Linked DNA regions of Mus musculus: regions 1, 2, 3 and 4 are each linked to region 5. The links are chromatin loops, found by intact Hi-C in ENCODE. Cell type or tissue: left cerebral cortex. All regions are shown on one strand. Region 1 holds the start of Nisch (nischarin). Region 2 holds the start of Gm35823 (a long non-coding RNA gene). Region 3 holds the start of Sema3g (sema domain, immunoglobulin domain (Ig), short basic domain, secreted, (semaphorin) 3G). Region 4 holds the start of Phf7 (PHD finger protein 7). Region 5 holds the start of Capn7 (calpain 7).

Evidence for each region. A loop is a pair of places that touch in the nucleus more often than their neighbours do. Peaks named below come from ENCODE experiments on the same cell type or tissue, not always from the same donor. Only the 100,000 strongest peaks of a DNase experiment are listed, where the experiment ranks them.
Region 1: it touches region 5 in a loop (8-fold over the local background); 10 of 42 quality-filtered maps call a loop at or near these places.
Region 2: it touches region 5 in a loop (2.2-fold over the local background); 20 of 42 quality-filtered maps call a loop at or near these places.
Region 3: a loop joins it to region 5, with 2.4 times the contacts of the local background. A loop is called at or near these places in 10 of 42 quality-filtered maps.
Region 4: it touches region 5 in a loop (4-fold over the local background); 8 of 42 quality-filtered maps call a loop at or near these places.

What each region holds. Positions count from the first base shown.
Region 1 is chr14:31,203,364-31,208,363 of GRCm38, forward strand. Nisch (nischarin) reads right to left here and starts at 3,463. Exons shown (of 21, transcript NM_022656.2): 1 at 3,204-3,463; 2 at 1,079-1,162; 3 at 1-46. The coding sequence starts at 3,299. It overlaps Tnnc1 (troponin C, cardiac/slow skeletal), which reads left to right and starts at 4,949. Exons shown (of 6, transcript NM_009393.3): 1 at 4,949-5,000. The coding sequence starts at 4,992. In left cerebral cortex, no CTCF peak of the experiment used is centred here; DNase peaks (open chromatin) are centred at 1,878, 2,342, 2,760, 2,858 and 3 more places; H3K4me3 peaks cover 2,716 bases; H3K27ac peaks cover 3,084 bases.
Region 2 is chr14:31,265,052-31,270,051 of GRCm38, forward strand. Dnah1 (dynein, axonemal, heavy chain 1) reads right to left here. Exons shown (of 78, transcript NM_001033668.1): 57 at 4,947-5,000; 58 at 4,675-4,866; 59 at 4,319-4,450; 60 at 3,734-3,859; 61 at 2,935-3,054; 62 at 2,661-2,810; 63 at 2,404-2,564; 64 at 1,589-1,814; 65 at 1,264-1,459; 66 at 828-979; 67 at 212-408; 68 at 1-4. Gm35823 (a long non-coding RNA gene) reads left to right here and starts at 2,870. Exons shown (of 3, transcript XR_001781209.2): 1 at 2,870-2,920. In left cerebral cortex, no CTCF peak of the experiment used is centred here; DNase peaks (open chromatin) are centred at 2,788, 3,611, 4,096 and 4,595; H3K4me3 peaks cover 957 bases; H3K27ac peaks cover 2,498 bases.
Region 3 is chr14:31,213,098-31,218,097 of GRCm38, forward strand. It overlaps Sema3g (sema domain, immunoglobulin domain (Ig), short basic domain, secreted, (semaphorin) 3G), which reads left to right and starts at 4,776. Exons shown (of 16, transcript NM_001025379.1): 1 at 4,776-4,928. The coding sequence starts at 4,814. In left cerebral cortex, CTCF peaks have their summits at 2,545 and 4,732; DNase peaks (open chromatin) are centred at 1,771, 2,558 and 4,844; H3K4me3 peaks cover 215 bases; H3K27ac peaks cover 195 bases.
Region 4 is chr14:31,247,704-31,252,703 of GRCm38, forward strand. Phf7 (PHD finger protein 7) reads right to left here and starts at 3,612. Exons shown (of 11, transcript NM_027949.2): 1 at 3,002-3,612; 2 at 1,905-2,014; 3 at 1,292-1,344; 4 at 340-431. The coding sequence starts at 1,945. It overlaps Bap1 (Brca1 associated protein 1), which reads left to right and starts at 3,786. Exons shown (of 17, transcript NM_027088.2): 1 at 3,786-3,951; 2 at 4,047-4,076; 3 at 4,197-4,251. The coding sequence starts at 3,915. In left cerebral cortex, CTCF peaks have their summits at 2,468 (motif pointing left) and 3,493; DNase peaks (open chromatin) are centred at 3,391 and 3,719; H3K4me3 peaks cover 2,223 bases; H3K27ac peaks cover 1,475 bases.
Region 5 is chr14:31,333,890-31,338,889 of GRCm38, forward strand. Capn7 (calpain 7) reads left to right here and starts at 2,749. Exons shown (of 21, transcript NM_009796.3): 1 at 2,749-3,094. The coding sequence starts at 2,993. In left cerebral cortex, CTCF peaks have their summits at 2,720 and 4,985 (motif pointing left); DNase peaks (open chromatin) are centred at 2,068, 2,650 and 3,549; H3K4me3 peaks cover 2,135 bases; H3K27ac peaks cover 1,305 bases.

The DNA.
Region 1 (5,000 bases), 130 kb before region 5:
TTTTGGGTGGAAGTAGAGATTTGTCAATTTTTCTCTCTGCCACAAGCTGTAAGAGAACACAAGCACATCAAACACAGACCAAGAAGCCCTGCGTCTGTGTCAGATCCAGGCAGGCAGTCGTCAGTCGTATCTTCTGCAACCACTGCTGGGAGCAGGGCCGGGATTAGTGCTCCAACTAATGCATCTGGAATCCGGCCTCGGATCCAAGTAGTACTGGAAATACTAATACAATTCCAAGTGAGAAATTGCCATCTTTAGTCTTTGGGGATATTCAGAAAAGTAGTGCTTACGGTCCCTAAAGTTTGGAAATAAAAGGAGTTTGTATCTTTAAGACATGCTCACTACAAATGCCCCACAGAAAGCAGCTCTTTCTAAAAGCAAAGGGAAAATACAATTTCAATCTGTTATTAGAGAATAAAAATATATTTTGTGGGACAAGTTCAAACCTGTACCCTCTTCAGGAGACTGTCTTATATTGGAGGTGCATGGCAATTTTAAAATTTAAAATTAAAATTTACATATTCTATCCTTAGACTGTCTCACACTAGGTTGCATTCCTAGCACCAACCAGTTCTTTGTGCTGCATCAAGGAACTGGTTTACTACAGCAAGTCACAGAGCTCATGAGAGGGCTCACCGGGTAAAGGAGCTGCCAAGTCTAATGACCTAAGTTCAATCCCTGGGGCCTCTATGGTGGAAAGAGAACCCTGCTCTCACAAACTGACCTCTACACATGAGCTGTGGCACGTGTGCATCTTCCTCTCACTAGAACACACACAGACACACACAGACACACACACACACTTGTTTTTTTGTTTTGTTTTATAAGACAGGTTCTGTGTAGCCCTGGAACTCGCTCTGTAGATGAGGCAGGCCTTAAACTCACATGCCTTTGCCTCCCAAGTGCTGCTAGAATTAAAGGTATGTGTGGTATAACCCTGGCCATGAATAAATGTTTTTAAAACTTACAAGCAATAGATGTGGAGGCAGTTTTGCCCTAAAATTAACATGTGGCACAATGGAGACTTGGCCCACAAGCCCCACCCCTTGAGATACAGGTGCCAAGGTCTTCAGATTACCTTTTCATGTAGGTCATGAAAATCACTGTAACGGTGTTTGATCGTCCACTCATGGTTGCCATCGGTAACCTGGATGACATAAACCTAAAGGGAAAAATGATTTTTTGTGACAAGAGAACCCCAACTCACAATAGCTGCAAGGTACTCAGTCCCCACTCCCCAAAAAGCCAGAGTCAGGCATCCTTGCACACCCACTGTGCACCCAGCTTTCCTCAGCCTCCTTGACAGCCCTGTAAGGTCTGGAGAAGAGCTCTGGCTCCCATTATCAGGAAGGAATGGTATGGGTGACTAGCTCCACACACCTCCTTAGATTTTTTTTTTTTACCTCCTGTCTCTGTATAACTCAAAACCCAACTTGTGCTATAGGCAAGGCTGCCCCTTCCAAGGGAGGCAGAGCAGAGCCCAGTGAGGCAGCACCAGTGTCTCTGCTATACATCTTTCCAGGAGCCCTAACTCCATCCTAGAAGCAAGGCCTTCAGTCAACCTCTTCCACTAGCTGTGGTTTTGACTTTGGCAGCTGAACCAGGAGGCAAGGCATCACCAGGCTTCCAGGGGCAGCGGTGGCTCAATCAGCCTCAACAGAAGGCGATATAGCTCTGGTGGTTAATCGTCCACCAAAACCTGGGTTCAAAATCTGGCTATCCCATTTCCTGGGTGTGGCTTATGTGCCACTTATGTAAGTGACTGGGAACCTAAGCTCTCTCTGGGCCTCAATTCCTCCATTTTAAAACCTGGTGGGCCAAGTAAAGCAATTAAGTGTAAAGGCCTAACACGGAACAGAAGATAGATATGTTAGTCACATTCCGTGCATCACACCCAGTGACAAATGAGGATGGTCAGTTTGGATCATCACCTTGCTCCTGACACTAAGGGGAAGGACAAAGAGCCTCTACTGACTGCAGCTAGTCCTAGGTGAGTGACCTCATTCCTTAACTAGATCAAGCCCCACGGTCCTAGCTTCCCTTCCTCGGCCTGGAGCACGGAGAGGTTAGTGGGAACAGTGAACGAGGCTGATTCCTGACCCCAGGAGCAGCCATTTCTCCAGAGCCAGCCTGTTGCTCTAAAAGGAGCCGCTAGCGGCTTCTCTTCCTTGCAGCGGGGAGAAAGAACTAGATAGAGGAATCGCCCTCAGGATCCGGTATTAGGGTGGGAGCCAGTGGGGTGGGGCAAAGGCAGGCCCGAGGCCCTTACCTCTGTCCACCCTCCAGGGAACAAAGGACAAGGAGACGGGAGGTGCTCAGTGGGCCCCCACCACAGTGCAAGTTTTCACCTGGCAGGCTGCCCACGAGGCTCTCGGGCCTAGCATCCAACCCTATGCAGGCCCAAAGGGCGTCTAACGCCATCACAGAAACTACCCTCCTTTTTTGTTGGCTTTCCCTTGTAGCCTACAAGGATACATTAGAAGCTCGTGTCCCTCTCCCCTAAGCCGTGACGTCCCCTAAGGTTTGCAGGCCCTGTACTTCGGCCTCGAGGTAACTTCTGTGTTCTGCACGGCTGGGATCCATTCCTTTCTCCCCAGACCCCGAGGGCTCATTTTTCCATCCACCACCCCCCCCCACACACACACACACGCACGCACGCACGCACACACACACACTTCGCAGGGCTGATCTGGACTGCGACTAGTGTTTGGTTGGTGGGGGTGGAGATCGGGATCTGCTGTCTCTCCTTCACCACCTGATGATCTCTAGCCCTGGCCCTTGGTCCCATCGACCAGAGACCACCCCTTCCGCGTCCCCTTCCTCCCAGACTTCCCATGAAGGTCTCTTAGGCTGGCATTCTTCCTTGCCTGGAGGATCCAGAGGGCCTCCATCTCACCATCCCCTCCTCCCCCACCCTCTGATTGCTCCAACACAAGTCTCCTTTTCTGGTCGCGCACCCTTTCCCCAGCCCCCCTTCCCGCGCCCCGCCTAGATCCTCCTCCAGAACCTATGCGACCCGGCCCTTCCTCCGAATCCCCCATTTTTTTCGGGCTCCCTCGTCGCTACCTCGCAGAACCTTCCACGCACTCATCGAATGTGCTACCCAGGCCCCCCCCACCCCCCACTTCTCAAAGCCCCTGGGTCGAGAACTCCGGGTTCCAGGCGCTAAGCCCGCTCTGGACGCTCGCGGCCCCCCAGCACACCGTGTACGTGTCCACGAGCTCAGAACCCACGACGCGCGCCTCCTTGGCAGGCTCGGCCTCCCGCTCAGGGCCGAAGCTGAGTGTCGCAGCCGCCATGTTGCCGGCTCCACCGCTGCCGACGCCCGGCGCAGAGTGGCAGCAGCAGGGGGCGGGGTCAGCGTCCCACCGCCCCCCAGCCCCCGCTGCCCCCCGCCCGCGCCCGCGACGCCATCTTGGCCCCTCGGCCTGCTTGCGTCCTCGCCCCGCCCCTTGCCCGTAATTGACAGCACAACCAGTGGCACGCATGCGCAGCTCCTGCGGGCTTGCCCAATTTGCTTTCTGTATACCTGTGCGGCGTTCTGTCCCCTCGGGCAGTTGTGGTCATTGTCCGCTGGGCTCACAGCAGGGAAGGGCAGAGGCCATGGGCCTTCGGAACTCTCCGAAGTCACTCTGCTTCGCTTGGCCTCAGTTTCCAGAGGGGACATTAATAGGGTCTCGCCTGGCTGTTGGGTTCATTCCCTGTGTAGCAAGAGCAAAATGAATAAGACTAGACTTAGAGATGGAACAAGGACCAGAGGGACTCTCCGACACTTGGGGGGTTTGTTGTTAAAAGTACTGGTGGAGAATTGATTGTGGTGATTCTGCAGTGCTCAGTACCCCACGGGCTTTCCCCTGGCAGTGTGCTAGGCGGCACACTGGTGTGTTCAGGGAGAGCTTATATGCAGCAGACGTGCAGGTGGATGGAAGAGATATGCGCTGTCCATCTGGTTTCCCAGATGACATCCTGCAAGAGCTCAAGGTGAGGAGGAGACAGACTAGGCCTTGGACACAAGAGCGTGGCTGAAGAAACATCCATAGGGAACAACCATAGGGAAGACTTAGCTGGAGAAGAGATGACCCAACCGGAGGAGGAAAAGAGAGAATCCTGATAGACATAGGGTTCTTTAGGGACACTTGTTGACTCACAGAATGCAGCTGACTCAAACCCGAAGTGAACACTGATTGTTGTCCTTGAAAGATGGAAGGTTGCGGCGTGGTAGATCCCGCTGAAGGGCTTCAGGCCAGCCTATTCTTTGTGGGCCAGTGACTTCTTCCATTACCAGTGTCATATTATACTCTGAACCTTGCATAGGAAGTGTTTCTTGGCAGGACTTACACTGCCAGCCTCTGTTGGCATGCTACCATCTCTCAGGGGGTGTAATATAAGGTAGGGATTCTCCGGTCAGCTTGACCTCAGGCAAGTCACTGTGATTCCATAGAAGACCGAACTGTTTACTTCACATTTCCTGTGTGCTCATATTTTCATTCATTCAGGAAACTTTTTCCTGAGGTTGTTGAGGATGTGTGTGTGTGTGTGTGTGTGTGTGTGTGTGTGTATTGCATTTAGGTGCTTGCTCCCAAACCTGAAAACTTGAGTTCAGTCCTGGGTTCCTGGGAACCTAGGTAGCAGAGAGAGATAGATGACTCCTGCAAGTTGTCCTTTGACTTCCACATGCACTCATAAATAAAAGCAATACATTCTTTTTTTTTTCTTGAGACTTCCCTGGGGGTGGGGTGGGGTCTGGGGAACAGATGGCAAGAGACCTGGTCCTTGCAGTCCTTCATAGCTCCTGGCCCTAGGCAGATGATACAGGGACTTTGGCCAGCCTGAGATTACAGGGACCAGGGAGGGGGTGGAGGATATTCCAGGCAGTGGTGGGCTGGGCTGGGAATGTAGCAGGAGGTGGAGGGAGGCAGGGCTATATAAGCCCAAGCAGAGGGCTGGCTGGCTGGCAACCCCAGTAGCCTGTCCTGTGAGCTGTCGCCAGAATGGATGAC
Region 2 (5,000 bases), 69 kb before region 5:
CTCCCTGCAATAAAGCCCACCTATCCCTCAGAGCCTGCCTACAGGAAACCACTGGCCCATGGACTTTGCCAGATGTATGGGGGTTTCCAAGAGAATAGGGCTAGAAGCACAGGGAGATGTGGTCATAGATGCAGGGCAACCCTAGGTAATTGTTCCCATTTCTGAGGTCTTCTCCTATGTTCCTGGTAGCATACCATGGGATCCAGCCCACCTGTGAGGCTCAGCACTGTCAAAGATGGCCTGGAATTCTGAGAGGTACATCACGAAGTCATTAGAGAAGGTGGCAAAAGTTGGCAGGTTTGAAAGTGCCAAGATGTCTCGCCAGGCCCGGTCTGATAGCCACTGTGGTGCAGGGTTCTCAAACATGGTCTGGATGGAGCCTCCAGACAAGAGATAGCGCCACTCAGCCTAGTAGAGTACAGACTGAGTTGGTGCCCACTCCTTGTAGCCAGCACCTTACCCAGAGAAACTGAATTACTCTTAGTGTCCACTGCTCTGCCCTTTCTTGGATATGAGGGTCACAGATGCTCCCGACTAGACAAGTATGGGAGGCTCAGGACAGTTTGTCCCTGGGGACAATCTCTCTGCTCAGTAGCACCTTTAAGGCTCTGAGAAGACTTGCATTCATAGCATCAGTTGGCCCATATTAATCTAGAGTTCCCTGTTGTGTTTAAGCAAGAATTATGTTTCCAAAGACCTCTGTTCCTTTTAACTGGGTTATGCTCTTTTGCTTGGCTTTTCCTTTATACCTATCCTTTGCCCTCAGGCCCACGACAGGGTGACCCCCTCAGACAAACAGTCCCTGAGCCATCTGCCTGTTCCTGCACCTGGTTGATCTTGCCCTCATTCATCATAATACGGACACACAGCAGGAAGGCGAACATCAGCTTGTGCTTCTCAAAGAGGCTGCGGCAGACGTTGCTATAGAGGCTGAAGGTCAGGTAGCGGTTGATGTTGACGATGCGCTTCTTCAGGTTGTCTACAGGGTAGAAGAAGTGGTGGCAGAGAATGGGGAAATGGGAGAAGGGAGAGAGTCTCAGGGCCTAGCCCAGGTTCCAAAGTCTTCCTAGTAGCTACCAGGGTAGTCTGTGCATCTCCCTGGACAGCTAGTGTTTCCAATAAGCAGCTCTAAGTAGGGTAGGGATGAGAGGTGGTATGCTCTGAGGTATTATGCATGAGTGTATGATGTAAAGGTGAAGGGAGATGAGGGCTCAGAGAAATGTGCTCGTAAACATTCCATCCACCTCAGTGTGCTAGAGCTACCTGCCCTCTCTGAGTTGGCGATGCCCGAGAGGAAGATGTTGAGGAACCACTCGAGAGAGTACTGGTACATGGGGTCCACGTTGGCCAGGTCCGACACACAGAAGAAGAGGATCTGGGTGCGGACAGCCACGGGTATGTACTCCATGCGTGTGAGGTCAATGTCCTTCTCTGTCTGCTCGGCAATCCTGACCTTAGCCTGGGGAGGGGGACGATAGGAAAGGTGTTAGGGCCAGGGAGGCTGCAGAGAGCAGAAGGTAAAGGTACACTGGGGCAGGACTGGGGCAGATGGGAAGGAGGGTAAGCTGATAGGAAGGCACTTCCCCACCTGGATCTCAGCAGCCTTCATCTTGGAAGCCTCGAGCACCTTGATGAGCTCCATGTCATCGACAGGGTTGCCCTCGGAGGAACTGAGGCGGTACAGTATCTGGTCCTCAATGTCCTTCAGCTCCTGGCGCATCTTGGCATTACTGACAATCAGCTGGTTCTTGGCCTCTTCCAGGTCAGGTCGTTCCTCAGCCACTACCTGGCCCAGTAGCTGGTCCTCCAGGCCACTACCAGGGGTAGAGGACATCATGTTTATAACACCGGGGGAACTCCAGGGATCGGTGTTAAGCCCACACTTACCTATCAAGAGCCCAGCACCATTGCCAATGTCAGCCCCGGAGGCCGAGCCTCAATCTGTGGGACTGATGCAGGGTTGCTTTCAAACCAGTGGTTCTCAGTGAGACCTTGGGTAGCAGGGGCTGGCCAGTTAGAGTCTTCACTAGAAAAGGGGACTGAATTTGATCAAGTAAAATAAGGCTTAAGAGTGTCTGGTTTTCCTCCCACTGGTTGTAGCTACTCCAATGAAGAATTTAGTATATAGCAAGCAGTGTGTGTGTGTGTGTGTGTGTGTGTGTGTGTGTGTGTGTGTGTGTATGTGTAGAGGGATACTTTTAGGTGGAAATGAAACTAATAAGTAAGAGGAGCCAGTGGAGGGTCTGGAAAGTCCTGAGATGCCAGAGTACCTGGGAGGAAGTTAAGGGGGTCACTCAACAGGAAAGACAGACTTCTCGATTTTGGTAGCTTAGGGGATGGCCAAGGGACAGCTGTCAGGAAGGGAAAGCTGATGCTTGTGTTCTCTCGGGTGGAGGCTCTCACCTGGGTGACAGTGTGAAGTTGATGAGGGTGAGTTTGGTGGAGATCTCTGGTGAGTAGTGAGGATTGGGCAGCTTGGTGGTAATGTACATCCTGAAGTCCTCATGGTAAGGGATCACTGTGTCTCCCAGCTTCAGGACTATGTTCCCTTGCTGCTTGTACGTCTGTAGTAGGCAAATGGGCCAGCACTGCGGTTGGAGTGTGGACAGCTCTTTGTCCAGGCCTGCAGTCCATCGCGTCCCTCTCCTCGGCAGGCCTACCTGCTTAAGCAGCACAGGCTCCAGTGCCGGATCCAGCTCCTCACCCACATTTTCTAGAAGGCATGGCTTGCCAAAGCGGATAGCATTTTCCATGCTGCGCAGGAAGTCACGGTCACTCAACTTGAATACATCCAGCCCACTTTCCCTCTCCTGCAGGGGAAGGTGGGGGTGACAGGAGCTTAGAATAGGCCCAAGGCTCAGTTGCTTCCCCGAGCACTGGGAAAGACATCCGAGCCTGTCTGAGGAGGCAGAGCTGGTAGGTAGGTCTGCTTACCATGTTCTTGATCCATTTGTTAGCCTGACCCTGGGGGTCAATGAAGTGGGTCCAGCGCTGCGAGAACTGATTGATGACCCCGTTCTCCACTGACAGAGTGTCATTGGGGAGGCCAGCAATCTGTGGGAAGCCATGCTCACTCAGGGTTCTTGTATGAGCACAGCTGGCTGGACATTAGCTCCTCCTAACTCGGTTTGGCTGTAGATTTCTCCTTGTTGTATGCTTTGGATGGGGGCAGTATGAGGGATAGAGATGGCAGTGTGGACAAGGATGTGTCTCCAGGATTCTCTTCTGCTGTTGGAGGGTCTCCTAATGCTCTCCTTTGCTGGGCCTTTTCGTCCACGTGGCTTCTGTATCCTTGCTTAGTGATATCACCTTCAGGGTGCCCAAATCCCATTGGCTCTTTATATTTGCCCACTTGTGGCCTCTCTCTTTGCCTTTGGGGCCTTGCTTAGACCTGACTTGAAACCTCTCCCTACAGCTACATCTATGCCATACCTGGCCTAGTTCTTGCTTCTTTATCTACTCACCACCCTCTTGCTATACCCAGGGGAATCCAAAGGAGGTATCCATGGAAAGAAAGGAGGGTAGAAAGCAGGCAGGAGGAGGATCCAGAGGAGGTAGCCATGGAAACGAGGGTAGGAAGCAGGCAAGAGGATCCAGAGGAGGTATCCATGGAAACGAGGGTAGAAAGCAGGCAGGAGGAGGATCCAGAGGAGGTAGCCATGGAAACGAGGGTAGGAAGCAGGCAGGAGGCCCTAGGCCCAGTCTGAAGCACATTCTGACATCTGTCAGTTACCTGCCAAGAGCGGATCTTCACGGGGTTTCCCAGTGTTGTAATCAGTGTGGGCTTGGAGGTATGCGGGACATGGTGAACTGTGAGCTGGTTGACCCAGTACTCATAGAGTGTTGTACGGTACTGGCCCTGGAGAGATGTAAAGCATAAGGCCACCACACTGGGCACACAGCATTCTCCTCCCCTCTTGCTACAACCCTGCATGCAGAAGTCAGACCTCAGATGAGGAGCCAGGCGTTATGGACACCTCAGACCTGCTTGGATCCTACAAACCTCGGACCCTTGACTATGAAATGAGTCATGCCTGCAATGTCTTCCCAAAGGATGGCTCTGATGATGAAATGGGGGCACACGATGAAGCATTTTAGAGCATTGTCTAGCCTGGGCGCACATGTGTGAGCCTTTATCTACTTCCAATTGGGGTTCTGCTGGCTCGAGTGCACAGCTGTGTGCCTGCTCAGTACCTGTATGCTACAGTGAGGGAAGGAAGGAGAGCCTCTCCACAGTTGCCCTCGCAGAGGTAAGGCCTCAAGGGAGGGTCTCTTTGTGGGATAAAGCTGGTCAGGGGTACAGCGGGGGATTCTTTACCGTGAAGGGGCCCAGGTAGGCCACAAAGCCGGCAGCCACCAGCACATCGCCAAAGATGTTGTCAAGCATGTTCTCCAGATTCTCCACGGTCTCCTGCCAGCGAACCTTTTCGTCGGCTAGCCCGTTGATGAGCTGTAGAAGCAGTCTTGTGGAGTGGGCTCTGGGAGGCTGGGCTGGGGCCTGGGACTATCTCCGCCCACTGTGACCCCACCCATAGGTTGCTAGAAAGGGGGCGGGGAGAGCCAACTCATACTTGTTCCGCACCACAGAGTCCTCCTCTTCCCAGTGGGCCCGCCTCTCTTCCCGGTGGTCCCGGCCGCCCGCCTGCCCGCGGGCTGTGGAGGAGGGGCGCGCACCTTGTCAGCTCTGCCCAGGCGCTGTTCACACTGCTCACACTTCATCTCCAGCTCCTCCTTCTTGGCCACACACTCTCGATACTTGGCCTGCATTGTGGCGATGCCATCTTCCACTTCGTGCAGGTGGTGCTTCGCCTCTTCTAGTATCCGCTGGGTCACTTCCAGGTCATCCTGGGCTTCTCGCAAGGCTTGCTGCAGACAGAAAGAGAGCCAGCTCATAGCCAGTTCCTGGGTAGGGGAGCCAGTCCCCACCAGCTCTGTACAGTCCTCACCCGTTTGGGCTCCACCGCCTTGGCTACAAAATGGTACTTGTGCATGGCGCGCAC
Region 3 (5,000 bases), 120 kb before region 5:
AGTCGTCTTGGAATGATTCCTAGAAGAGGTGGTTTTGAGCTGAACCCCAATGAACACCAGTGAAACAACTGTGGGGTGCGTGAGGGGAAAGACTTGGAATGGGTCTCAAACATGACGAAAGCCTGGCCCCAGCTGCCTCAGGGAGAGGTGGGCAGTACCAGGCCTCCTGTTCTGTCGTGCTTAGGAAGTGATCTATGGTAGTCTGCCTTTGGTTTACAAATGAGTTTAGTAGGCATGTAGAAAGCTAAGGTAAAAGAATAAATAGTGAGTCCTAGATAGCGAGAAGGAACAGTAGCTGACATGATCAAGCCAGGTACTCAGCAGAGTGAGACGCCCTCACAGCTCCATTGACAGTGCAAACAGAAAATACCATCAAAAGGAGATCGGAGCCATCCAGCTAAAATCAACTGGGGAAGCCCTATTTGGGCAACCGCCTGGAGTTCCCCATCTAGAGAGTCTTGGGTGGAGGAGACCGTCTTCTCGGTGAGGCTAGTAAGGCTTCCAAGTAAAAGAACACAGAGCAGCAGATTAGACAATATCAAATCAGGTCCTCCCAACATCCAGAGTCCAACGGGACAAGGTGAAACAGCCAGATGTTCTTGGGTGGAGCCTTCTTCTCCATGGCTTCAGCCCCACTGCAGGCATTTTTTACATTATAGGATTAAATAGTAGGAATATCAGTTGGAAATGGTTGACCTTCTGGCTATTCTCAAGGACACAACTTTTTTTTTTTTTACTCTTAGACTTAATCTGTCTCCTGTTGCAGAGCTAGGGGGCGAGTTTGCCACAGGAAATATTTTGGAAAATAGTTGAAATAACCATGCTGGGATCTGGGACAGAAGAGCCGCCCTTTGCTCCCAGAGTCCACTCTCAACAAGCTTAAACAGCACAGGATGGTTTGCCAATACACTATACATTGCACACTCCTGAGCAGCTCAGCTTACATAAGAAGTGAGGCACTCGGGGCTGCGGAAGGGGGAAGGGTTGTGAGAGAGCCAGGAGGCCTGCCAGTGGCCGGGAGAGAAGGCAGGGTGGCTTACTGTGGATGCCCAAGGAGAGGGCACAGAAGATCCTGGGTTTGGGGAATAATATGAAACTCGTAAAGGGAATTGTTGAAGGCTCGGACTTTAGAGGACCAGGGACTCGAGGCTGACTCTCTGAGTTTTGGTCACAGTGACATTTCTTGAGGTATGGAAGCCTAGGCAAGTACTGGTTTAGATCAGAGGTGTTGAGGATGGAGGAATGGGCACATAGGAAGTGGTGGGGACACAGAGGAAGGGGCGGGGGCACAGGGAAAGGGGCAGGGGCTAAAGGAAGAAGAGGGAAAAAGGAAGAAGAGGGGTGTCTGAGGATGGGTGGGGGGTGACTGGCATGCTGGCAAGAACAACGCGTCACAGATGATAAAAAAGCAGGGCACTGCTGAGCAGTGGTGGCGCACAACTTTCATCCCAGCACTTGGGAGGTAGAGGCAGGCAGATTTCTGAGTTCGAGGCCAGCTGGTCTACAGAGAGTTCCAGGATAGCCAGGGCTACACAGAGAAACCCTGTCTCAAAAAACAACAGCAACAAAACAAAAAACCCAAACAAACAAACAAACAAAAGCAGGACACCTCAGTCACCATTGTCCACAAGGTTGGGTCATAGTGCTAGGCCCACAGTTTGAACTGGGCAAGGAAGAGTGAGGCTTGACACAGTGGTGAGGGGGTAGACAAGTGGCCTCAATGCTTGAAAGATTGTGGTCCAGATGGCAGTGTGGGTGTGGCTACTGAGTGTAGTGGTAGAACCCAGAGGAAGGACGGTGTGGCCTGGGCGACCACTTGAAGAGCGGCTGAGGTATGTGAAGGAGGCAGGGTGATGGGCAGTGAGAGCTGATGGGAAGGGAACAGAGTCAAGCCCACTGTGATGGGAGGAAGAAGATGGGTGAGTCTGCCTCTAGTGCAGCCCCCAGCAGCCATACTCCTGGGGTTTAGAAGTGAGAACTGCCCAGAAGAAACGTTAGGGAAAGAGAGAATGCCTCTGCCCACCCTGGCTCTCTCCTCAGCAGCTGACAGAGGCGGGAACAGTTCTGGGAGACATGAAGGAGATCATGACCCATCTGCTGAAGGGAATTCTATAAAAGACCATGTGGATTAAAGGCAGGAGGGGAGTCCATTCTTCCGGCATTATTGCCTCAGCATTTTACCCAGGAATGGCTGGGCTATATGACCCTGTGTGTATCCACCTGGTGGCACCTGCTGTAGGGACACGCACATCACATATGAATCAACCCAGGAGCCCCAGCTCCCTGAAGCTAAGGCCACTTGTGTGCATCACCTAATCCTGTCCTCCCCACCGCTGAATTACGTCATCCTTTGCCCAGGTAGTGCTTTCTCCATGAAGCCTCCTTAAGATTTTTCCCTTTAGAAGAAACCACTGGTGCATCTTTTGTTGTGTCTGTGTCTTTGTATTGTGGTGCCCAGGTAAGCGCTGGATTTCTCAGGAGAGGGTTTCCGCACGAAAATAGACTGGCACCTTTGCTCTCTCATGAAGTTCCACCTTTGTCCATTAGGTGGCATGGGGTGTCTGTGCTAGGCTGGCTGACCTGTGCCTTCAGGGTGCCTTTCCGGATGCCATCTGCAGCTGGCAGGAAGGGTCTTTTAGGAAAGCCCTCGATCCTGTTCTCTAGCCTGGGAAACGGAGGAAGGGAGGGATGGGGAGGGGGGCGGAAGAGTGAGACATCTGACAGGATCCACACACTTGAGTTTGGGTTTCTAGGCTTCCTTCTGTGCTGTGAAGTAGCCTGCCTGCCCCACAAGCCTGTCCGGGTAGACACAGCCGCAGCTGAAGGTCTGGCTGAGTAGAGACCCCCACGATGGTGGATGGAGGAGTGGTTTGGTCCTCTGCTCACACGCTCTGCTTGGGGCCACATGCTGGCCAAAGGACTGGGTGTTCAGCTCAATCTCAAGCAAGACAGAAGGCCTCAGCCTGGGCTAGATACCACCACGTTTCCCCAGGGAGGTAGATGCAGAATGTCTCCACCCTACTGAGACCCCAGGACAGAACCACTACTGTAGCGGCCTCTGCTGTACAGGCGTCGTTCTTCAGTTTTGTAAGTTCCTACACAGGATGGCTGGTCCTTGCCTCAGGAGAAGGCAGATCCAGGAAATAAAGGCTTGCATCCTTCAGCAGACTCAGAGGCAGAGGTGGGAAGGAGCCAGTTACTGGTGTCTCTGAGCAGCGCCTGATCTGCTTCCAAGTAAGAACACCACCACCACCACCACCACCACCACCACCACCACCACCACCACCACCATATTAGTGTTCTAGGGTCCAGGGGCACAGGGAGGTGAAGTTACGAGCCATAGGTCCTTCTTGAGCTGAGCCAAGGAATAATCTGTTTTCTTTCTAGAGAAGAGATAGGGAGGGGAGGTAAGGTCCCAGAACACTAGCCCTCCAGGAGGCCCAGAAGCAGAGGAGGGTTCCAGGGCGGAGCTGAACCTGTTCTCAGCCGTCTGTGGTCTGAGCCATGACTCTCTCTGAAAGGTTGGTGGGGAGCATCCTGCTTCCCCCCTTCTGAGGTCTCAGGCCATTCCATCTGGGAGGCCTACCCTATGGGTGTTTCTAGAACCCTGGGAGCTGAAAGGAGAGTTCAGGGCAGGGTGAGGTGAGAGGTGGGGTCAGCAGGTCCAGAAACTGCTCTGAAAGTGTGTGTGTGTGTGGGGGGGGTGTCCCACTTACCCAGATTCAGGGCCTTGGTGCATCTTCCCCTTGGCTCCTTTTAATGCACTCCACACCAGAGTTTAGGGCAGAACTGTGATCCCTGTAGAGCCCATGGGCTTGGGAGGAACTCACCACGGACCTATTGTGCTCTGGCCCCTGGGCCTCCAAAGCACTGGGGCCTGGAGGAAGCAAGACAATAGAAGTTCTCCTAAGCATGGAATAAAAGCATGGAATAAAACTTACCCCTTACCTCAGAGCAAGCCTGCTGAACTGAGATAGAGCCCTGTGGATTCAGAGAGGGGCTGTGGAGCCTGGGGAGGTCTGGGTGGGAGCCTTAGGTCAGTGGTTCTCAACCTTCCTAACGCTGCAACCCTTTAGTACAGTTCCTCATGTTGTGATGATTCTCCAACCATAAAATTATTTTCATTGCTACCTCATAACTGCCATTTTGTTAGCGTTATGAATTGTAATGTACATCTCCGTGGTTTCAGATGATCTTAGGCGACTCCTGTGAAAAGCCCATTTGACCCTCAAAGGGGCCGTGACCCACAGGCTGAGAACCATTGCCTCCGTTTCTTACCAGTGCCAGACCTATGATGTATGGCTGGACCTTAAGCCCTACCAGCATGAAGTTGAAGTGAATCCTCTACCCACACAGCAGCTTAGGCACAGGGGAGAGCTTGGCAGTCAGGTCAAGGATACCTGGCTGGCTCAGGACTAGTGATGCCTCTCTGGAGAGGCAGGGAGTAAAGCCAGACCCCCACCTGATTCCTGACCTCTCTCTCAGGTTATCCCTTCCCCTTGCTGCTTTGTTGGAGCCTAGGCACTTGCATTTGTGAGTGTCTGTCATTCAAACTGTCCACACCTCAGCTGGGTCAGAGTCTCCCAAGGGGGAGCAGGCCAGTTAGCTGCACGGGCATTGAGCGGGCCGGCCGGCTGAGGTGGCCGGAGAAACTGCAGGTAGATGGCAGGCTTGGAGCACTTCGCTCTTCCTCTCCCGCCTTCCCGCCCAGCACTGGGTGGAGCCACTGCCTTATAAGTGGCTGGCCTGGTGGCAGCAGAGCAAACTACATCCAGCAGCAGGATCAGAGGGCAGCTCATTTTTTTTTCCCAGCATGGACCCATCTGCGTGGGCCATCTGCTGCCTCCTGGGGAGCCTTCTGTTCCATGTGGGCATCCCCAGCCCTGGTCCCAGCCCCAGTGTGCCTCGTCTGCGGCTCTCCTACAGAGGTACTGGCCAGTGCTGTCCTGTTTGTGTGCATGCTGTGAATGTCTGTGAATGTCCGTGGCTCTAGGACATCC
Region 4 (5,000 bases), 86 kb before region 5:
CATTTATTATTTTAAAAATGGATTTTAAAATATTAAAAACAGCTGGGCGTGGAGGTGCACACCTTTAATCCCAGCACTTGGGAGGCAGAGGCAGGCAGATTTCTGAGTTCGAGGACAGCCTGGTCTACAGAGTGAGTTCCAGGACAGCCAGGGCTGCAAAGAGGAACCCTGTCTCGAAAAATCAAAAAAAAAAAAAACAAAACAAAACAAAAAAAAAAACCAAAAAAAACAAAAAACTATATGGAGACAAACACGGCTATAAATTTAAGGCTAAATGCAAAAGCAGTTTGTATAACAAAAGTGGTAACACATTCAAAGCAAAGAGAGTCTTATACTTACAAGACAGAAATAATGGACACAAAGATTGTCTTTCTGAAGAAATTCTCCTAGTTTTTCAGGATCACCAGGTTCTTGAAGGCATAGAAGGCAAACTGAAAGAGTGAACATTAAGAATAAAGGAGTGACTTAAGTTGACCACTAAGAACTAAAAAGTGGGGGGCTGGAGAGATGGCTCAGTGGTTAAGAGCACTGACTGCTGATCCAGAGGACCACATTCAATTCCCAGCACCCACATGGTAGCTGACAACTATCTGCAATTTCAGTTCCAGGGACTCTAACACTCTCACACAAACATATACACAGGCAAAACATCAAAAACAACCTAAGATAGCAAGGAGTCTAGAGGCTCTTTTACTTACAAAGGGGTTTTTATCTAAATAAAATGTTCATAAGTAAACAAATATCCTAAGTTGGAAGCGCATTCACTACACGTAGCCTATCAAACACCAAAGCTCAGCAGCACAGCACATTGCAAATAGTTGTTTCCTATCGTGTTTGTACGGCTGACAAGGAGCTGTGCCACCACCCAGAACTGCAAGAGAGTATCATTAACTTGGGAAAAGATCGAAGTCCAAAATTTGAAGTATGGGTTTCTATTGAATGCATCACAATGTGAAAACAAAACAAAAATTAAAACCCTGTAGTCAGGAAGCATCTTTATTGACAAGAATAAAGGTTAACTCCTAGTGGGTATCAGGCCTTGAGGTAATTTTGGTCGCACTGACAGAGTAGGGTGTGACTAAGTACTTCACACTGTTTTGTTCTCAACTGGCTTTAACTAAATTCTTTCTTGAACCTCAGATACGACATGCTAAAACTTCAGACACCAAATTCTTTGGGACCTTAGAGAATCTGGGAAAGAAGTAGGGTTGGCAACGAAAGAGCACCATGGGAAGGGCCTTCTTTGTTAATGGCTGGAAGCAGGAACTCAACTCCACCTCCACTCTCTTACCAGGACTTGAAGACAGCTTCCTCTGTGTTACCTTCTTAGTCCTGATAGTTTTTCTATAGAAGAGAAAGAACAGCAAAAGTGTTGAGGACCCTGCTGACAAGCCTTCTACTTTTATTTTCTTTTGCCAGCTTCCCAAGTACACTAAAATGTCCCTGAAGTGCACTGTTTTCCAGTGACAGGCACTACTGTTGGCAACTATCATGAGTTTAGTTCAACACAACATTCTAAAAAGGGAGTACTATTTCTTTTTTGTTTGGGCTTTTGAGACAAGGTTTCTCTGTGTAACTACCCTGGCTGTCCTGGAACTCCCTCTATAGACTAGGCTGGCTATATAGCCGGCACTCAGAATTCCGCCTGCCACCTCTGAGATTAACCCTGCTCAGAGGAGTACTAGCTCAGGCACCACTGAGATTTAAATAGTAAAGTTCCACAGCTGCCACTGAGCCACTGGGGACAGCACTGGGAAGAGAGGAGGGCTTCTTGGGGGTGGGGGAAGGGCTCTGATATACGCTTTGTCACTCTCTAACCCTAGCCCAAGAGTATGTTAAAGGAAGCAGAAAATGCAGCGTGTATCAAAGGAATTTCCCCAACTCCTTCAGGTCACCTACTCTACCTCAATCTTGGATGTTTGTTTTTTTCTTTTAAAGTCTTCATTCGTTTCCGTCTGTCCTTCCTATCTAGAATTCTTCTGTGCTATTATGAAGATAATGCAGGCTTTTCCAGCTACAAACATAAACGAAATAGGTTAGCAATTTAATTTTACATTTGGTTATCAAGTTCTACAAGATCAAAGCAACAGTATACTTCTCAACTCATTTGATAAAGGGGTTATAGACAATATTAATGCTAGTGATGGCCAATAGTGATTAAATGGTTCCAAGAACCGTTTAGGCACTTAACAATAGGCACACTAATAACCCTTATTTTCAAGTTGAGGAGACTGAGTTAGAGAGATAAACGTCATGGCCAAGGTCAGAATCAGTGATCCTAGGTGAGATTTAATGATTACAAAAGCTGACATCAACTACGGTGTTATAATTTTATCTCATTGCAGTATCTCATTGGAACCGGGTCGGATAGATGGTTAAGAGCACTGACTGTTCTTCCAGAGGTCCTGAGTTCAATTCTTAGCAATCACATGGTGGCTCCTGTAATGGCATCTGATGCCCTCTTATGGTGTATCTGAGGACAGCTATAGTGTACTCATATACATAAAATAAATCTCTTTTTTTGTTTTGTTTTTCGATACAGGGTTTCTCTGTGTAGCCCTGACTGTCCTGGAACTCACTATAAGACCAGGCTGGCCTCGAACTCAGAAATCCGCCTGCCTCTGCCTCCCAAGTGCTGGGATTAAAGGCGTGCGCCACCACTGCCGGGTTTGGACAGCATTTCTTAAAAGACCTCAGTCAATTAGGTCCCTCCAGAGATATACTATACTTCAGTATCCAGAGCCTCAAGTCAAGGCTGGCGATTCTGAATCTCTTCATGAATGTCAGACTTTTCTAACTGCTAACTGCTTACAAGCCATCAAAACTTCACGCTAGCTTTTCCCAACACAGGAGATGCAGTTGCAGAGCTAACATCAGTTTGTTTTCTTACTAAACGTGGATGGGCTGAGATGGGTTGGAACCTTTCCGTGTCCCCACGGGGATCTACTTTACTTCCTAGTATGTTGGCGCTAAACCCGACTGTGTTAAAATAGAAATAAACCTTGAGATTTCAGTTCTTTGCATCGCTGGGACACGACGTTACTTGAGTAGTAGTCTGTGCACACTGGTAGTTATAAGATGGAATCTTCAAAACAGTTGAGGACGGTCGTGGCAAATGCAAGCTGCTCAGTCCGCGATTTCCTAACCCGGCGGATGCTCGCTCGAAACGCTTACCAAGTTGTATCACTGGATAAAAGTGTTGGGTAAATTAAAAATATATTAACGTGTTCGGTCCCGCCGCCGCAAGAATAAACGATTTATTTGGAAAATACGTCAGTGTGGCCACAACCGTCCCCCAAAGGTAACAGTCAGAAGAGGGCTCAAGGAGCATTCCGCGCATGCCAGGGCTCCCTTGCCGGGCGGCTGTGGCGAGGCCAGGCTGGAGGCTGCTTCCGCTGCTCGCTCTCACGGAAGCTACGGGCCACCGCTTTCAGCCCAGGCTGCCCACCCAGCTGTCGCCGAGGGCGCCGCTGTCCCGGAGCTTTAGTCGTTGACACAAGACGTGGTAACTACTTCACGGGCGGCCGCCCCGCGCGGTGACTGCGCCGTCGAAGGAGGCGAGCGTGCTGAGGGGGGATGGGGTCACGCGGACTGTGGCCAAAACGAGGACCGCTAACGGCCGCGCGCCCGCCCCGCCCTCCGCACGTGCGCGCCCTCGCCTCGACGCGCGCGCGCGTGCATGCCCGCCTCTGTCTCCGCCTCCGCCCCCGCCGTTCGGCCGGCGGAAGACCAGCCCCCGGGTTAGGCTCGTCGTGTGATGATGACGTTGTACGTCCGGCGCGGGCGAGTGACGCGGCGCGGCCCGTTGTCTGTGCGGGGCTGAGAAGCCCTAAGGGCGGTGGGCGCTCCCGGTTGGGGGCGGCGCGGGTTTAGCAGGGCCTGGACATGGCGCTGAGAGGCCGCTCCGCGGGAAGATGAATAAGGGCTGGCTGGAGCTGGAGAGTGACCCAGGTACGGAGGGGCCTCGGCGGGCCGGGGGCTGGGGAGGCCGGATGGGCCCCGGACGCACCTGCATGACAAATCCCTCTTCTTGTCGTCCCACCCAGGCCTCTTCACCCTCCTGGTGGAAGATTTCGGTAAGAACCCCGTTACCCACGACCTTCGGTCCCTGGCTGGTGTGGATGTGGGGGTTGGTCCTTGAGTTCTCGCAGCAGAGCCTGGGACTGCCCTGCCGACCTCTCCTTTCCTGATCGTAGGTGTCAAAGGGGTGCAAGTGGAGGAGATCTATGACCTTCAGAGTAAATGCCAGGGGTGAGTGGCTGGGACGCCCCCTTACCTCCGGAGGGCCGAGAAAGGGCAGGGGAATAGTACCCCATTCAAGGGAGGCAGTACTAGAAAACCTGAGCTATATAAAATATCACATAAGAAAGTGTCACTCTTTGTGGGTGCCCTCTTGGACTTTTCTTTTCTTCTCAGTCTTTCCTCAGTGTTTCTCCTTAGAAAGCTGTAGCCCTCCTTTTAACCCTAAGCACTCGTGGAGTACAGTTGAGCTGCCTTTCTGGTTTTGCAGCCGGAACCCTCCGTTGCATAGTGTTGCACCTTTTTTGTAAGTGTACAGTCCATTAATTACATCACCACATGTGCTGTGCCTTTAATCACCACACAACATTTGTCCTGACCATTAGTGGCGCTCTCCTCTAGTCCCAATGCTTGGGAGGCAGAGGCAGGCAGATCTCTGAGTTTGAGTCCAACCTACGCTACTTAGTGAGACCATGTGTCAACAAAACTGAACACAGTTGTCCTGTATTGATTGGTTAGTGTGAGAAGGCCTTTTTTAGGTACCTAAACTCAGAGTCTTGTTTTGGAAATCTATAGAATAGAGGCATAGAGAACCTAACTGCTTCCAAGGGAAGGAACTGGTTTGGGAGTTCACGCACTATACTCATTTTACTAGGACTGGAGGCCGAGGTCCACCAGTGAGTTGGTACTTAATTCTTCATCAACGTTTTTGTGCCTTTTATTGTGTCCCTACCTTGCTCCATCCTGGGCCAGCAGTTCCA
Region 5 (5,000 bases):
GGACATGCACAGTCACTTCTCTTGCTTATGGCCTGGTAGTGGAGCTGATGAATCCAAAGCTATACTGCTTTTACTTTATAAGCCTTTTCAAAGAGGTTGTTCTAGTGATCTATCCATCAGCATGGAGTGACAGTGCTGATGCAGCCGTTGTTCCTGAGGCCCTTCCAACCCTGACATTGGCAATTACCAAAAGGTGCTGCCACCTTTTGGCTGGTGCCAGCTGTTTGTGTCACCTTGCTTTAACACTCAGTGTCTGGCCAACAGTATTTATAGAATGAAGTAATAAATTATTATTACTTAGCTGGGAACTTTAAAAGAAGAAGTAATGATATGACTAATAAACCATATTTATGAAGTCCTACCTATAATGACTTTTATATTTAAAAACCAACTTTACCAGGGTGAAATTTATAAGTAATAAACTGTAAGATTTTAAGTGTATAATTGAAAATTTTATATACTCATGTAACACCAACACTTTGAAAACTCAGTGATTCTTCCAAACAATTCTAGGCAAGCACTGACATACTCTTTCATTACCTATTCATTTTGTTTTCCCGTGAGTTTTAGAAATATAGGGTCAAAGAACGTACTCCTTTGTCCTTGCTTTCTTTGTTCAGAATAATATTTTTGAGATTCATCATGTTGTCAGTCATGAATCCCATCTTTGTTGTTGAGACATATTTCATTGTATAGATCTATCACGATTTGTTTATCCATGTACCTGTTTGTGAACGTTTTAATTATTTCTAGTTTGTAGTTAGCAAGAATAAAGCTTCATACACTTCTTGGCTTGATTTAACCTTTCAAAGATATATTTGAAGGCATCATCTTACACACCATGGGTATGTATACTTATTAATTACAAAATAAATTTCAATATAAAGCTGCTATGAGCATTCATGGCCTTTTGGTGGAAAAGCACTTTTTAAAAATTTTTTATGTTGAGATTTATATATGTGTATGAACATTTTGCTCCACTGTAGTCTGGTGTGTGACTGGTGTATGTTCTTGGAGATTAGAAGAGGCCATTGAAATTGGAAGTTCAGAGGTTGTGAGCCATTAGGTGGGTGTTGGGAATCCCTCCCCAATCCTGTGCAAGAATACATGCTCTTAACCACTGAGCCATCATTTAAACCTAGGGGAAAAATACTTAGCCGTAAAAGTACTTCCTGCCTTTTAGTTAGATTCATGAACATACTTTTGGAGCTTCATGAAACTTGGGAAATTTGGCAGGTAAGGACCCAGCATGTGTGAGTATAAGCAAATACTTTTCAATTGGTGAACAAACAAACAAATGTGTAACTACCCATCTGCAAGATCATTTGTCTGTCTCATGATTCATTTGTGAGGGGCCATCCAAGACTAAACACTAAGAGCTTCTCTAGGGGATGGTGACATGGAACAAAAGCCCCTTCAGGGGATTGGTATGAAGAAAATCTTATTGCTAAGGCTTGAGATTGTAAGAATGGAGGAAGGGGACGACAGACATTCATAGCTGGCACAAGCAAGGTGGAGGGTCGAGACACACATGATGCTCAGGGATGCTGACCACAGCCTCTTTAGCTGTACACTGACCAGTTTCAGTAGTAACATCCACCCCATTGTGACCTTGATAATGAATATCCTGAACCACCAGCATGAGCATCACTAAGGAGTCTTTCTTGAGCTTGAAGACAGCTGATACCACTCTAGACTGGATCACAATCAATTCAACTCCTTTTCTCTCTCTCCCTGAGACAGGTTTTCTCTGTGTGGCCACACTACTATCCTGTAATGAGCTCTGAAGACCAGGCTGGCCAAGCACTCAGAGATTTGCTTCTTCTGCCTCTGGAGTGGTGGGATTAAAAGCGAGCACCACAGCCAGGCTCACAATCAACTCTTAGCAATATCTCCAGCTGATTTGTGTTCATGTTTGCACGGAGAGTGCTCCACTACAACAGACATATGCCTCCTGGGGTCGTTCAGGGTTTTTGCTGTGTAGATCATGCTGGCCCAGTCCTCTTACCACAGCCTCCAGACTGCTGGCTTACAGGAATGTGTCACCATATGCTGCGTTAATGTTTCTTATGTGTGGGATCATACAGTGTATAATTTTGTCAAGACTTGCTACTTTGACACAGCATGGATTTTGAATCTCATCCAAGTTCTGGCACTTGCCATTAGTTAATTTTCATCACTGCTGAATTCAAACTTTTAAGGGGATAAAAGAAAGCAACCACACTACCATTTACTATGTAATTACAACCTTCAACTTGCCCTAAGATACAAGTCAAAAATACATCATCTGGTTTGTAGACAATTCAAACAATACACTTCGGTGTGCCTTGGGGAGCCGTAGAAGGTCATACTTTAGTTTGTCAAATGAACATTACCAGAGCATCTCAAAAGCACCTCCTAGCCTCATTTCATATCTTTATTTCTAATTAAACCAGTTGGCAATACGAGGTGCTACTGATTGTTTCTTTCCGCCTACCCTTCTCACTTAGCGGACCAAGGGCTCCATAACGCGCATGCTCCTTTCAAGCCATCCCCTGATTCTCTCCAACAACCTCCTGGGCACTGGCACCTTCTTTCTAGCAGGCGGAAGCGGAGCCCTCAGCTTCGCCCTGGCACCTGCTTCCTCTTGTCCAATCCCACTGGACATTGTTCTGGCCCCGCCCACCTACGATCGCCTTGAGCCCCGCCTGCTTCGGCGGGAGCGCTCCCCCTCCCGGCCGGGGTCGACTGCGCCTGCGCAATGCGGCTGATGGGCGGAGCAAGGACGCGAGGGGTGGGGGCGGCCGCGAGGGCTCCGAGCCCGGGCTGCTCGGAGCTCGCAGTCCTCCGGGCGGGTCTGAGGTAGTGGGGCTCCGTCATCTCTTCCGCCGCCCTCGAAAGTAAACTTTGCCACTCCACCCGCGGGGTCCCCAGTTCTCGCCGCAGTGCCTCCGGGCGTCGGGGTTCCGCGTCAGGGCCTGTCTGCCTCCCCCGGCGTGGGGCCTTGGGCGCCATGGACGCGTCGGCGCTGGAGCGGGACGCCGTGCAGTTCGCGCGGCTGGCAGTGCAGCGCGACCACGAAGGCCGCTACTCTGAGGCGGTGTTTTACTACAAGGTGAGGACAAGCACTCGGCTCCGGCCGCGTCACCCGATCGAGTGTTGGCGGAACCCAAGGCGGAGGGGCGGGGTCCTGCTGGGGCTGTCCGGCTTGTCAGGCCGCAGATGCCCGCCGCTTTGCTGCTTGTGGCGGCCGAGGTGGGATGGGGAGTGAACACCCTGTTCGCTGTCTGTTGGCCTTGATGCAACCCTTGATGTGAGGCCAACCTTGGGTAATCCGTCAGAATATGCTAATAGTGCACGTTCCAGGTAGAAAGAAAAAGTAAATTAGGAAAAAAATTCATCGTACTCTAGCATTCGATGTATGTCTCCATGATTGTTTTTCTGAGTGTATGTGTGTATACACGCCTTCTTACCCCCAAACTTGAATCATATCGTTTGTACTATTTTGACATCTCACTTCTGCATTGTACCTAGATAACCTTTGGTTGCTTGCATGTGCTACGTTTACAGCATGTTCTGTATTTGGTTGTGGCTTTCCAGCATTGAAGTAGTGCAGTTAAAATCCTTAGAGCTTTTTTTTAAAAAAAATGTGATACTTGTTTTGGATGATGGGGAGCACAGTTGCTTGTCAAAGGGTATGCACTTCCGCAGTTCATCCTGTGTTCTCCAGTCCTGAAGGTTTGCAAACACACCCCTCCAGTTGTATCGTCATGATATGGGCATCTTTTCCTTGATTATACGGAAGTAGTAAAAATTTCCCCCTTATGCTTACGTGTTATCAGTAAAGCGTGGTTTGCTTTCTGCTAATATTTTACTATTTTTATTTTAAAACCTACCTTATATTTAGACACTTTTGTTTTAGGATCATTCGTTTTAAGTTTCTTAATTTTGATTTTACAATCCTACCTCCCTACCACACCCGAGTGTGTGTGTATGTGTGTGTGTGTATCTGTCTGTGTTGTGTCTGTGTCGGTGTCTCCCTGCCCTGTCGCCCTCGTTCTCGGGGTTCTTGCTATATAGTGGAAGCTATTTTTAAATTTGTCTTCCCCTTACCTTAGCCTTCCCATTGCTGAGATTTACAGGAATGTGCCACCATGCCTGACTACCAGGTGATAGTTCTTTAAAAGAAAATTCTGCTGTAGTTTTGTGAAACAACTTCAGCAAATTCTAAGTCAGCAAACTACTACCATATAGCCTAGTGTGGTGGCACCTACTAATTTGCTTTTAAACCCTCCCACCCCCAGTACAGTGAGGTAAGAGGATCACTGAATTCAACCTGGCTTAGGCTACATTGTAAGACTTTCTCAATGTAAATAGCCTTTTCTAAAACTAAAGATACTATGTAACTTTTTTTTTTTCCTTTTAGAAGTTGTCATTTAGGAATTAAAATTCATCCTTTAGAAAGTTAAAAAAGAAAGTGAGGAGGGCTACGATCTTCATCACTGTGTAAAACCAGGAGTCAGAAGGACCAGCCAGCTTAGGACATATGAGGCCCTGTTAGGAGGAGAGAGAGACAGAATGAGAGTGGGGTGGGGTGGGGTGGGGGGGCGATCAAGCAAGCGCACTAGAGCAAGAGCTATTTACCTACTGTAATCCTAGCACTTTCGAGGTAGAGGCAGGTGGATCTCCATAAATTTAAGGCTAGCTTGGTCTACTTTTCAGTTTCCAAGCCAGCCAGGGTTACATACTGAAACCCTGTCTTTATTTTTTGCCCCTTATTCTATTTTCACTTTTGAATATGAAATGAGTAAAATAAAGTTGGTAACAATTTGACTTTTTAAACAATCGAGGTGGGGGGCTAGAGAGATGGTTCAGTGGTTAAGAGAACTAGCTGCTCTTCCACAGGCCCTGAGTTCAATTCCCAGCAACCACATGGTGGCTCACAACCATCTATAATGGGATCCGATGCCCTCTTCTGGTGTGTCTGACTGAAGACAGCTACAGTGTATTCATATACATAA